Linked DNA regions of Homo sapiens: region 1 is linked to region 2. Evidence: chromatin loops called from intact Hi-C (ENCODE). Cell type or tissue: PC-9. All regions are shown on one strand.

The links. Hi-C counts contacts between places; a loop is a spot of excess contacts. Peaks named below come from ENCODE experiments on the same cell type or tissue, not always from the same donor. Only the 100,000 strongest peaks of a DNase experiment are listed, where the experiment ranks them.
Region 1: a loop joins it to region 2, with 8 times the contacts of the local background. A loop is called at or near these places in 43 of 110 quality-filtered maps.

The regions. Positions count from the first base shown.
Region 1 is chr1:169,111,495-169,116,494 of GRCh38, forward strand. It overlaps ATP1B1 (ATPase Na+/K+ transporting subunit beta 1), which reads left to right. Exons shown (of 6, transcript NM_001677.4): 2 at 1-4. Among named protein-coding and RNA genes, the nearest start is that of ATP1B1, 7.3 kb to the left of the region's middle. RefSeq lists enhancers at 1,485-2,684, 2,137-2,431, 2,437-3,079, 4,683-5,000, 4,909-5,000 and a silencer at 2,137-2,431. In PC-9, no CTCF peak of the experiment used is centred here; a DNase peak (open chromatin) is centred at 2,287; H3K4me3 peaks cover 545 bases; H3K27ac peaks cover 3,036 bases.
Region 2 is chr1:168,626,253-168,631,252 of GRCh38, forward strand. No RefSeq gene overlaps it. Among named protein-coding and RNA genes, the nearest start is that of XCL1, 52 kb to the left of the region's middle. In PC-9, no CTCF peak of the experiment used is centred here; a DNase peak (open chromatin) is centred at 2,729; H3K27ac peaks cover 1,274 bases.

The DNA.
Region 1 (5,000 bases), 490 kb after region 2:
CCAGGTAAAATCCACATGAATAGCTTCATTTCCTTCAGAGATAGCATGGGTGTCACTTTTTCTATTGAGAAAAAATTCTTTGGAAAATTACTCTATAATGTAGTCTTAAAGCAACCATGAAAAGGGAAAAGAGAAACTTCTCTCGGCTGCAGCCAGATGTCCTACCCGCATTGCAGGCAGAGCTCCCACGGGTTGCAGACATCTTATTTGCCCAGTTCTAGAGTGAGGGTGAAGCGTCCTGGTTCTTGGCCAGCCTGCTACCCACCAGCTATGTGACTGTGAACAGATTGAGTTCTGATGGGGGCCTCTGTCTTCTCATTTTTCATATTCTAGGGTTTGGTTAGTGGGATCCTTTCCAGACCTTTTCAACTCTAACAGACATTTTTTTACTTCTTGAGGGGGGCTATGACTCAGGTAAATTCTTTTAAAAAAGTCACTTGGGCTCCTGTTTTAAAAGGTGAACTTATTTTTAGAGATGATAAGAAGCTGTGGAATGGGCAGCTACTCACAGGGAGAGGAGCCATGACTTTAGGGGTCTATTGTCCCACCTGCTGTTAATTTGCAGTTTGAGCTTGAACAAAGTCACTCTTACTTCTCAATATTTATACCCATTGATTTAATAAGCATCTCATTTGCCAGCTTTCTGGTCCCACTTTGTAGTTTAATTAACTGTCTCTTTTAGCTCTTAAAAACTTGGGTGAACAAAAAGATTATCATAAGAAATGCAAACTGCCACACGAGTCCCTGCTGTGACTTGGGTGCCATCAGTGTAGAGCTATGTGTGTCCACACCAGTCGTGAAAGGCCCATGGCCATCATGCCTGATGCTGATAGGACAAGGCAGTGGAATAGCCACAAACGTGAATTTACCATCTGGCTGTTGTAAAAATCATTGTCTGGAGGACCTAGAGAGAAAGTGTTGCATAACTTCCGGGCTCTCACTTACGAATGACCTTGAAGCTGCTGCTGAGGGATGGCAATGACTTGTCCCTTCTCTGCTTTCCCTTGGCAAAGGTTTAGTAACAGCTGTATTTAGGTGACAATCTTCAGATGATCTACGTGGCCCTGAGCAGCCTAGATCAAGGGCTACTGCCTGCCACAGGCTTTTCCTGCGTACCTCCTTGAATGTGGGAAGGATTCACAGAGGAAGATCTTCAAAATACGGAGGTGGCAAGCATTGTTGTGTAGCCCTAAGTCAAATAGTTCTCCACTGTAAGAAAAACTCAAAATATTTCCAGATAAATTTAGAGCTGAGGGATTGGGGAAGTGGAAAAAAAAAATCACGTAAGTAAATAACATAACTTAAACCTGCTTAATAATCCAGTTTCCAGCAACTGTTTTCCACAAGAGGTGGGTCTGTGGAAAGGTTGAAGCAAGAATTCTGGAGTATGCAGAGAAGCTGAAACATGTTTTACGTTGGGTATGGTGATAGGGAAGCATTGTGTCTTTTCATGTCCTCTTCTGCTAGAACTTTGTGGTACCATTAGTTGTAATTTTAATTGGTGCGGATATTTTGTTTTTGTTCTTTGTTATGCCATTTAAAAGTTATTCTTCCATCATGATGTGATTTTATAATTCTTTTTTTTTTTTGAGACAGAGTTTTGCTCTGTCACCTAGGCTGGAGTGCAGTGGCGCAATCTCAGCTCACTGCAGTCTCCGCCTCTCAGGTTCAAGCGATTCTCCTGTCTCAGCCTCCCAAATAGCTGGGATTATAGGCATGCACCACCATGCCTGGCTAATTTTTGTATTTTTAGTAGAGACAAGGTTTCACCATGTTGGCCAGGCTGGTCTCGAACTCCTGGCCTCAGGTGATCCACCCACTTCGGCCTCCCAAAGTGCTGGGAGGTGTGAGCATGAGCTACCATGCCTGGCCTGCTGCTGTTTTATAATTCTTATACTCAAAGCCAAATACGACTACAAAGTCAAATATTTTCTTCAGGAAATTTCCTAGATTAAAAAAAAAAATGGTCCTTGACTATATAAACTTTGAGGAGTCAGCCTTTAATGAAACTAAAAATTCTCTTTGTGCCCTTTGCAGAAAGGAAAATTTAACTTTGGAAAAGAAATAGCCAAAGGGCCCAACCTTGTAAGTAAGGACTTGGAAATGACCTTGCCTGTAAATCAACTGGCTGAAGTGCTCAGTCCTTTCCAACACCCTCTCACGGTGCCTCCCTTCCCTTCCTTCCATCCCCTTCCTAAAAGACATGTTCTTAGTACCTATATTTAGTGTGCTCACAGCAGTTGGACTGACCTGACAAACCCTGACTTCTCCAAAGGAATGCTGGTGGCTCATCTTGGAAAAATGCATTCCTGTCCTGTGGTCTGAGTCACAGGAAAAGTCCTCAGTCCTCCATCTTCCTTGTTCTTTGGCCTGGTAATTTCTGTCTCTTCTTTTCCTCATCCCTTCCCCCATCACCTTTCAGGAGAGTCTAGGCCAGGCCCCTCCTCTTCACCTGCCTTACCCTGTGGGGTTTTTCGGGGGCCTTTACCAAGGGACATGACATTCATATGAAAATGACAGTAACCTTGATCAGGCCAGGCCAGCAGAGTGCCGAACCTTGATCAGGCCAGGCCAGCAGAGTGCCGGCTGCCACAAAGTGCAGCTCTTGGGCCACCCCTTATGGCCCTGTGTTGCCTGAGGACCCTCCTTGGCATTTTTCAATGCCAAGGACCCTCCTTGGCATTTTTCAGAGTACGTGTTAGAAGTTTGTATTTTGCATAGGAAATAACTCCTTAAGTATGCAGACAAACAGTGTGTTTAAGAATACCCTGACAATTTTTTGGCTTCACATTAGTATCTTTAAAGCCTCCATTTTCATGTTTAGTTAAAGAGGGAAAATTGTAAATTTGAGTTAGATACACCTAGTGGGTGTGAAAGTTTGCATATGATTTAAAGATATAAAGACTTACTAATAATATTATCAGCTGAATTTGAGGCATGAATGCAAATCCAGCCTGACTGGGTATTGACTGCCCTTTGTACACCGGAATACCTTGTAGTTGGATCTCTTCTCAATAACGTGTGAATGTGGCCATATCAAGCAGTGGCAATTGTGCAGTGAGTGTATTTGGGCCTGTATGGCGATAATATTGGATAAACTGAGAGGCCAAACATGAAATCTGAGAGGAGAGACTAAACTACAGAATGGAAGTGAAATGTAAGAAAAAATGGTGAATGTGTACAGCTTCTTGGCCCTGAACAATGGTGGCCGTTTAATGCACATGATATTCCTTACAAAGTCGTGTTGCAGCCGGTGTGGTAGCTCATGCCTGTAATCCCAGCACTTTGAGAGACTGAGGCAGGAGGATCCTTTGAAGGCAGGGGTTCAAGACCAGCCTGGGCAACATAGCAAGACCCCATATCCACACACACACAAAAAATTTTTTTAAGTCTCCTGTTAAAAAAAAAGGGGTGGGGCCAGGAGTGGTGACTCACGTCTGTAATCCCAGCACTTCCGAGGCAGGCGGATCATGAGGTCAGGAGATCGAGACCATTCTGGCTAACACAGTGAAACTCCGTCTCTACTAAAAAATACAAAAAATTAGCCTGTCGTAGTGGCGGGCACCTGTAGTCCCAGCTACTCGGAAGGCTGAGGCAGGAGAATGGCGTGAACCCGGGAGGCGGAGCTTGCAGTGAGCCGAAATTGTGCCATTGCACTCCAGCCTGGGTGACAGAGCGAAGACTCCATCTCAAAAAAAAAAAAAAGAAAAAAAAGGGGGGTGGGGAATCATATGCTCTGTGAGAACTAAATGAGATGATAAACATATATAAAGCAAATAGTACTTTATGGTGGCAAAACCAATGGTATTAAGTGTAGGGTAACTGTTGAGAGCAACTTCTGTTTTTTTCTTTTTTTCTTTTTTTTTTTTTTCAAGAGGGAGTCTTCTTCTGTCGCCCAGGCTGGAGTGCAGTGGCATGATCTTGGCTCACTGCAACCTCTGCCCCCTGGGTTCAAGCGATTCTCCTGCCTCAGCCTCCCGAGTAGCTGGGGCTACAGGTGCGCGCCACCATGCCCAGCTAATTTTTGTATTTTTAGTAGAGATGGGGTTTCACCATATTGGTCAGGTTGGTGTCAAACTCCTGACCTCTGGTGATCCACCCGCCTCAGCCTCCCAAAGTGCTGGGATTACAGGCGTGAGCCACCGCACCTGGTCCAGGGTTTTTATAGCCCTATCTTTCTACTAGAAGCAGCAGTTTCTTCTTTTTGGACACTAAATTTCCAGATATGACAGGGATGCTTTGCACACTTAGATTTTCATGGAGTCAATAAAACCTTAGCTTTCCATGGAAATGTTTAAGAGACATTTGGGAAACATGTTTTTAAAAATTTTAAAGTGAATTTAAATGGCATTGTATTTGTTGTGCAGTCTCTCCCTTTAACAAACCCATGCTTGTTGGGTTAGCGCCTGCCAAGCTTTTCTCCAGAGGAGACCCCCTTAGGCAGTCCTGCAGTGCTGCTCTGCAGCATCGCTTCTCATCTGTTGATGCAGTTGGATCTGGGGAGAGACGCAGCAATTAGCTATGCTGGAGAGGGCTGAGCAGGCACAGGCACGCACACCCACGTGCATGCCCACGGACATGCAAGCGTGCACACACACGCATGCTCATGGATATACACACACACTCAGGCTACCAAGCCCTGGCCCTGATTTGACCCTGCTTGCCTTGCTGCCTGCCCAGTGGTGTAATGGAAAAGTCTCTTCTTCACATCCGCCATTGCCCTTCCCCCACCTCAGGCTCACTTAGCAACAGTGGAGTGAAATGAAGGTCACTGTGTGTCAATCGGTGGGTCCGGGAGATTCCCAGCTGGCTTGCTTCCTGGTAGGCAGGTATGAATGTATGCTGCTGTTCTCTCTTTTAAGGTTGTGGGTGGCTGTTTGTTTAGCTCTGAAGTATAGACGGCTCAGTGCTAGCAGACACATTTTCAAAGGGTCATATTCTTGGCTTGTTGGTAATCAGAATCGGGCAGGAGAAGTGGGGTGGATGCAGACCAGCTGACC
Region 2 (5,000 bases):
CAGGCACTGGGCACAGGTGCCAAGGCACGTGTTCTTTCACCTGCCTATTCTTGATCTAGAGATCAGCAACATCAGAGGAAAAGGATAAGGGCCTCAGCAGTATATGCAGAAGGACCTGCAAAGGGTCCTCTGAGCTGCAAAGCTTCCCGTCTCCCCAGTGCCATTTAGGAATGCGCTGTACGTTGAGAGTCACTTCTGGCCTGGCCTGGTAGTAAGTGAGATCTCTTGACTTCCTCAATGCCTTTTGGAGGGCTTGAATGCTGTGTGTCCCTTTTCCTAACTTCTTTATTTTCAGCTGTGGGCTCATTAGCATAATGCCTCTGACTGACTCAGGCACTGATGGTGAAACACTCTAAGTTGCCTTCCACTCTTCAGTCAAAAAAGGGGCAGCATGGGACTTCTGTATGGTGATTACTCTCACGATCTGATGTATTAGTGGTTCTCAAAGCTTAATAGGTATAAGAGTCATTCAAGGAGTTTGTTAAATTACAGGTTTTCAGTCCTGTCTGTCAGATATTCTGAATCAGAAGTTTGAAATGGGGCTCGGGAAGATATGCATTTCAATAAAGTATCTCAGGATATATTTATGCAAATGATTTTTGGATTATGCAAGAGAAACATTGTAATTTGGATGAGTCTTGGTTTATTTTCACTAAATAGAATAATAAGATTTACTTCATCAGACTGCAAACAAATCCCTTGAGTGCAGAAACCACGTGTGTATCTTCTACCTTAATTCTTAGCACGTTGCCTGGCATAGAGTAGGTTAAATTCAGTTAGCCACAACTCTCAGTACCTCTTTGTTAGACTGAGCTGGGGGACTGCAGAAGACTTGGTTCTCAGTCTCTGGGGCTGAAGAAGAAATTGGGGTACACCGCTCGGGGAGCTGTGGCATGTGCTGAGGAAGTGATGTTAGTTTTCAGAACATAAAATTCTGCCTATGCTGTTACATTTTTATATGAACCTTTAATGTCTTTTATCTGGAAGCAATTTAAGTCTTAATGTTTTGTGTCTTCTACAATGCCTTACTTTGAGTAGGCTGTCAAATAAGGATTCCCCAACCTTTACTTCATTTTCCGATGTTCTTAGCAATCCTATCTAGTAAATTCTCATTCTTTATGGTTTATACCATGCCTCAGTGTTTTCTATATTGGATGTGGGGTGAAAAGTTGAACATTCTGGCAAAAGCATTAGCTTAGTTCATGATGTGCTCTGAGCAGACTCAATGATTGGTGGAAAAGTACATTTGAGTGCATCTGACTCCCATGGAGAAATGCCATACAGTGGCAGGTAGAGAATCTGACCTTTGGGAGTAATGCCAATCTAGTGTCAATAGCCAGGACCTGTCTAAACATCATGGAAAATCTAACTCTTTGACAAACAAACCAGGAGTCATCCATAGCTTCCTGAATTACACCCAGGAAGGAGAGATTGAATACTCCACACACCATTTTCCGAGATGTTCCAGAGGAAATCAGCAATTTTAGCCAAGTTTCCAGGAAACCTCAGAGGTTTATCACTTCATACAGCCAGGAGCAGGGATTCGGATGGATAGATTTTATAGATTCTTTCTTTCAGAAGAAAACAGACTAAATCAGCAAACCATTGGTCCAAAATAAAATTTTGTCTATGACAGAGTGTTCCATCATCTAGCAACACATAAAATGTTTTAATATGAATCCTTGAGAAGCAACTGTTCTTCTTTTAACCAAAGCAAATAAAGAAGTTAACATTGGAGTCCCTCATATTGGAAAGGATTTGCTGAACATCTGCTGAGAGGAAGTTCTGTTGAGATTCCTCCTCTTTTAATTCTTTACCTATTAAGTGCCTTTACAAAAAAGTGGGATGCTTACTGCTTGAAATGTCAGCAGCACCTCCTGTACCTTAATTTTCTCAATTAAAGAATGTAGACTCTGACACACTGTAGGAAGAACCATCTGGTTAAGTGGTGTTTCTGTTGGTTTCCAGGTTATCCCATGCAACAGTGCATGGGAAGTGGAGGATTCTTTTTTTTTTTTTTTTTTTTGAGACGGAGTCTCGCTCTGTCGCCCAGGCTGGAGTGCAGTGGCGGGATCTCGGCTCACTGCAAGCTCTGCCTCCTGGGTTCACGCCATTCTCCTGCCTCAGCCTCCCAAGTAGCTGGGACTACAGGCGCCCGCCACTACGCCCGGCTAATTTTTTGTATTTTTAGTAGAGATGGGGTTTCACCGTTTTAGCCGGAAAGTGGAGGATTCTTAAAGCTTCTTTAGATTTTATCCTCACAGATAAAATAGGTGGTTTGAGGAGGAATAAAATGGTTCTTAATTGTCCTAAGTAGCTTGTTATGATAGCTGATGTCTTCATTTTTGGTGAAATGATCTTTCAACTGAGTATAAGTCTATCTAATTTAGGGGAAGATTTTTGGATGACTAGTACTCAAATGTTTGCCCACTTGGAGCCTTCCCTTAAATAATTTAAGTATCATTTGACTGGTCAAGTCTTGGTTAATGGACAGGCACATTCAAGGGTTCAATCCTATCACTGTTCTTTCTCAAGTTGCAGCCTCTCCTCTCCTTTCATCATTTATAACTTCCCTGAGCAAATGTATCTCATCTTCCCAAGAAGCCTTTCTGACATCCTGCATGCCTGAGGTTTTTGTTTTAGCTGCTATGAGTCAGGGTTTACACATCTATTCCCTTATACTTGTCCAAGTGTTTTTTCTACCTGTTGATTGTCATTCTAGCTGAAGCCTATCAGATGGCCATGTGGAGATGTAGGAGGGGCAGGTGGAGTCTCTGAATTCAAGGGGGAGGTCTGGGTTGGCAATATTCATTATGAAAAGAAGTGACTAAATAGTCACTTAGTCACTACTAGATGACTAAGTAGATGAGGTGGTATTACCACTCCCTCCTTGGAGTGCTCTCCTTATTTGGCTTCTGTGACACTATTCTCCCTTATGTCTTCTCTTGCACCTTCTTTCCATTTTTCTTGGAAGACTCCTTTTTCCCCATCAGCCCCTTTAATGCTATATTCCATAGGGTCTTTTCTTCTGTATTTATCTCACTCCACTCACTCTTACTTGGGATCTTATCCATGTTTATGCTTTTTACCACCATTTAATGCACCATCACACGATGCTGTAATTATTTGTTTACCTGTCTCTTTCCCTCACTGAACTGTGAGCTCCTTAAGGATAAGGACTATATCTAGATCCTTAGCACCTAACATAGCACCTAACTATGGTAGGTGTTTTATAAATAGTTGATGAATAAATAAGTGCATTTATTCATGTATTCCTTTGTTCCACAAAAACAATTAAAACTCCTCTATGCCTGCTATTGGAGGAACTAGGAGAAATGGTAATGATGAACAAGAGAAGGACGGTATCTTCCCATGACCTATTTTTATAAATGATGACTAGTTAGTTATTCAGACCAGTTCATGAGGCCTATGTTACTCAAAATAGGGCACTAATTGCATTATTTCAATTCCCTCTCAATGCTGTACATAACATGGTGACCATGGGAAAATGCACTTAGAGTTCTAAGCAACCAACTTAGACACCTTTGCTAAAGAAGTTTTTCTTTAGTAGTCTGTCTATTACTAGTCCTGTTCTTGGTGCTTGTTGATGTAACTACATTGTCATTCTTTGATTTGGGTCCTTTATCCCTAATCCACATAAAATAACAGGTCATGGGTCAAATGTAGAAGACAGCGTGACAAAATGTAGAAGGGGGACACCATGACGAAAAGCACAAGACCTAATGCTCAGTTGCCCAAAACCTGAACAGAAGCACTGAAGAGGGGGAAGCGCACGGGAAGGAGGGGAGAAGAGGAGTAAGTATTTGCTGAAAATAGATTCGTACCCCCTCTAAACCGATTTATAGAAAAACAACAGAGATGGTCAAAGTGAGTGTTGGAGAAGTAGATTAAAAATTATGATAAATGTGGGTGGAGCCATGAATGTTTTCTTGGTTATATGGAATTGCCTGTTTTATGGTTTTTGAGGACTTCTTGCATGAAGCAACCTTAAGAAAGGTCATTTAACTGTAATTAGCTTCTTAGCTAAATTAAGTATACTTTCTTCTTAGCTGGACTCAGAAAACTGGGCCAAGGTGGGAACCTATTCTCTCTTGGGGAAGCCCCACTTGCTTTTGTTGGAAGCTCTGAAAAGCTTTCAGATCAATTGTTCCCTCTGGGTGTCAGGTATTTTCCAGGGAAACTGGCTCCTTTTTCTGAGTGTTTTCTGGGGCCAGTTGCTGGGTGCCCTCAGAGACGGAGTATGTCCATTGCCTGCTCTTCAAAGCATTAGGATAATGTGTGTGTGCAGGGAATGGGTGGGTGGATATTTTTATCCCCCCCATAACCAGGTGCAAGAGGGACAAGAAAAATCTACTTCTAAATTTGAAAGGTGAGTATTAAATTGTATGCCAATTGTCTGTTTGTAATAATCTAAGGCAGCTTCTTTCTGGGTTAGCTCTGTACAGTGCCACAGAAAAGGTCAAACCATTTCATTTTCTATTTTCTAAGTACATAGAGATAGCTTTTCTTACATTGTTTGACCTTCCTTTCTCCTCACCTCGCAGAAGGAGGTTCAGATGTGTTGCTTGTCAGATGCAGGAAGGCCCTTTCTACCTCAGACTGATGCCCCCGTGTTGAGCTGCCCCAAGATAGAGGAGGTGATTGAGATGTTGAAGGTTAAAAGACCAGTCACATAAGATTAATTGGAAGAGAAGAATAAAGAGACTTCATGACATCGTATTGTGGCAGGCCTAATAGTCGTATCCACACATCTGAAGGATTGTGATGAAGAAGAGTAGGAGTCGAGTTATTTTATATTGCTCCAAAGAACAGGACTGTGGAAGTTGCAAGGGACAGATATTGGCATAGTACGAGAAACCATCCTATCAGGAGAATTGCCAAGAATCCAGTAGGCTTCCTGAAGTAGCAAACTTTTGTCTCCATGTGTGTTTAAGCAGGAATAGGACAAGCGCCTGCAGGATGGAGTTGGTAGGATTCTT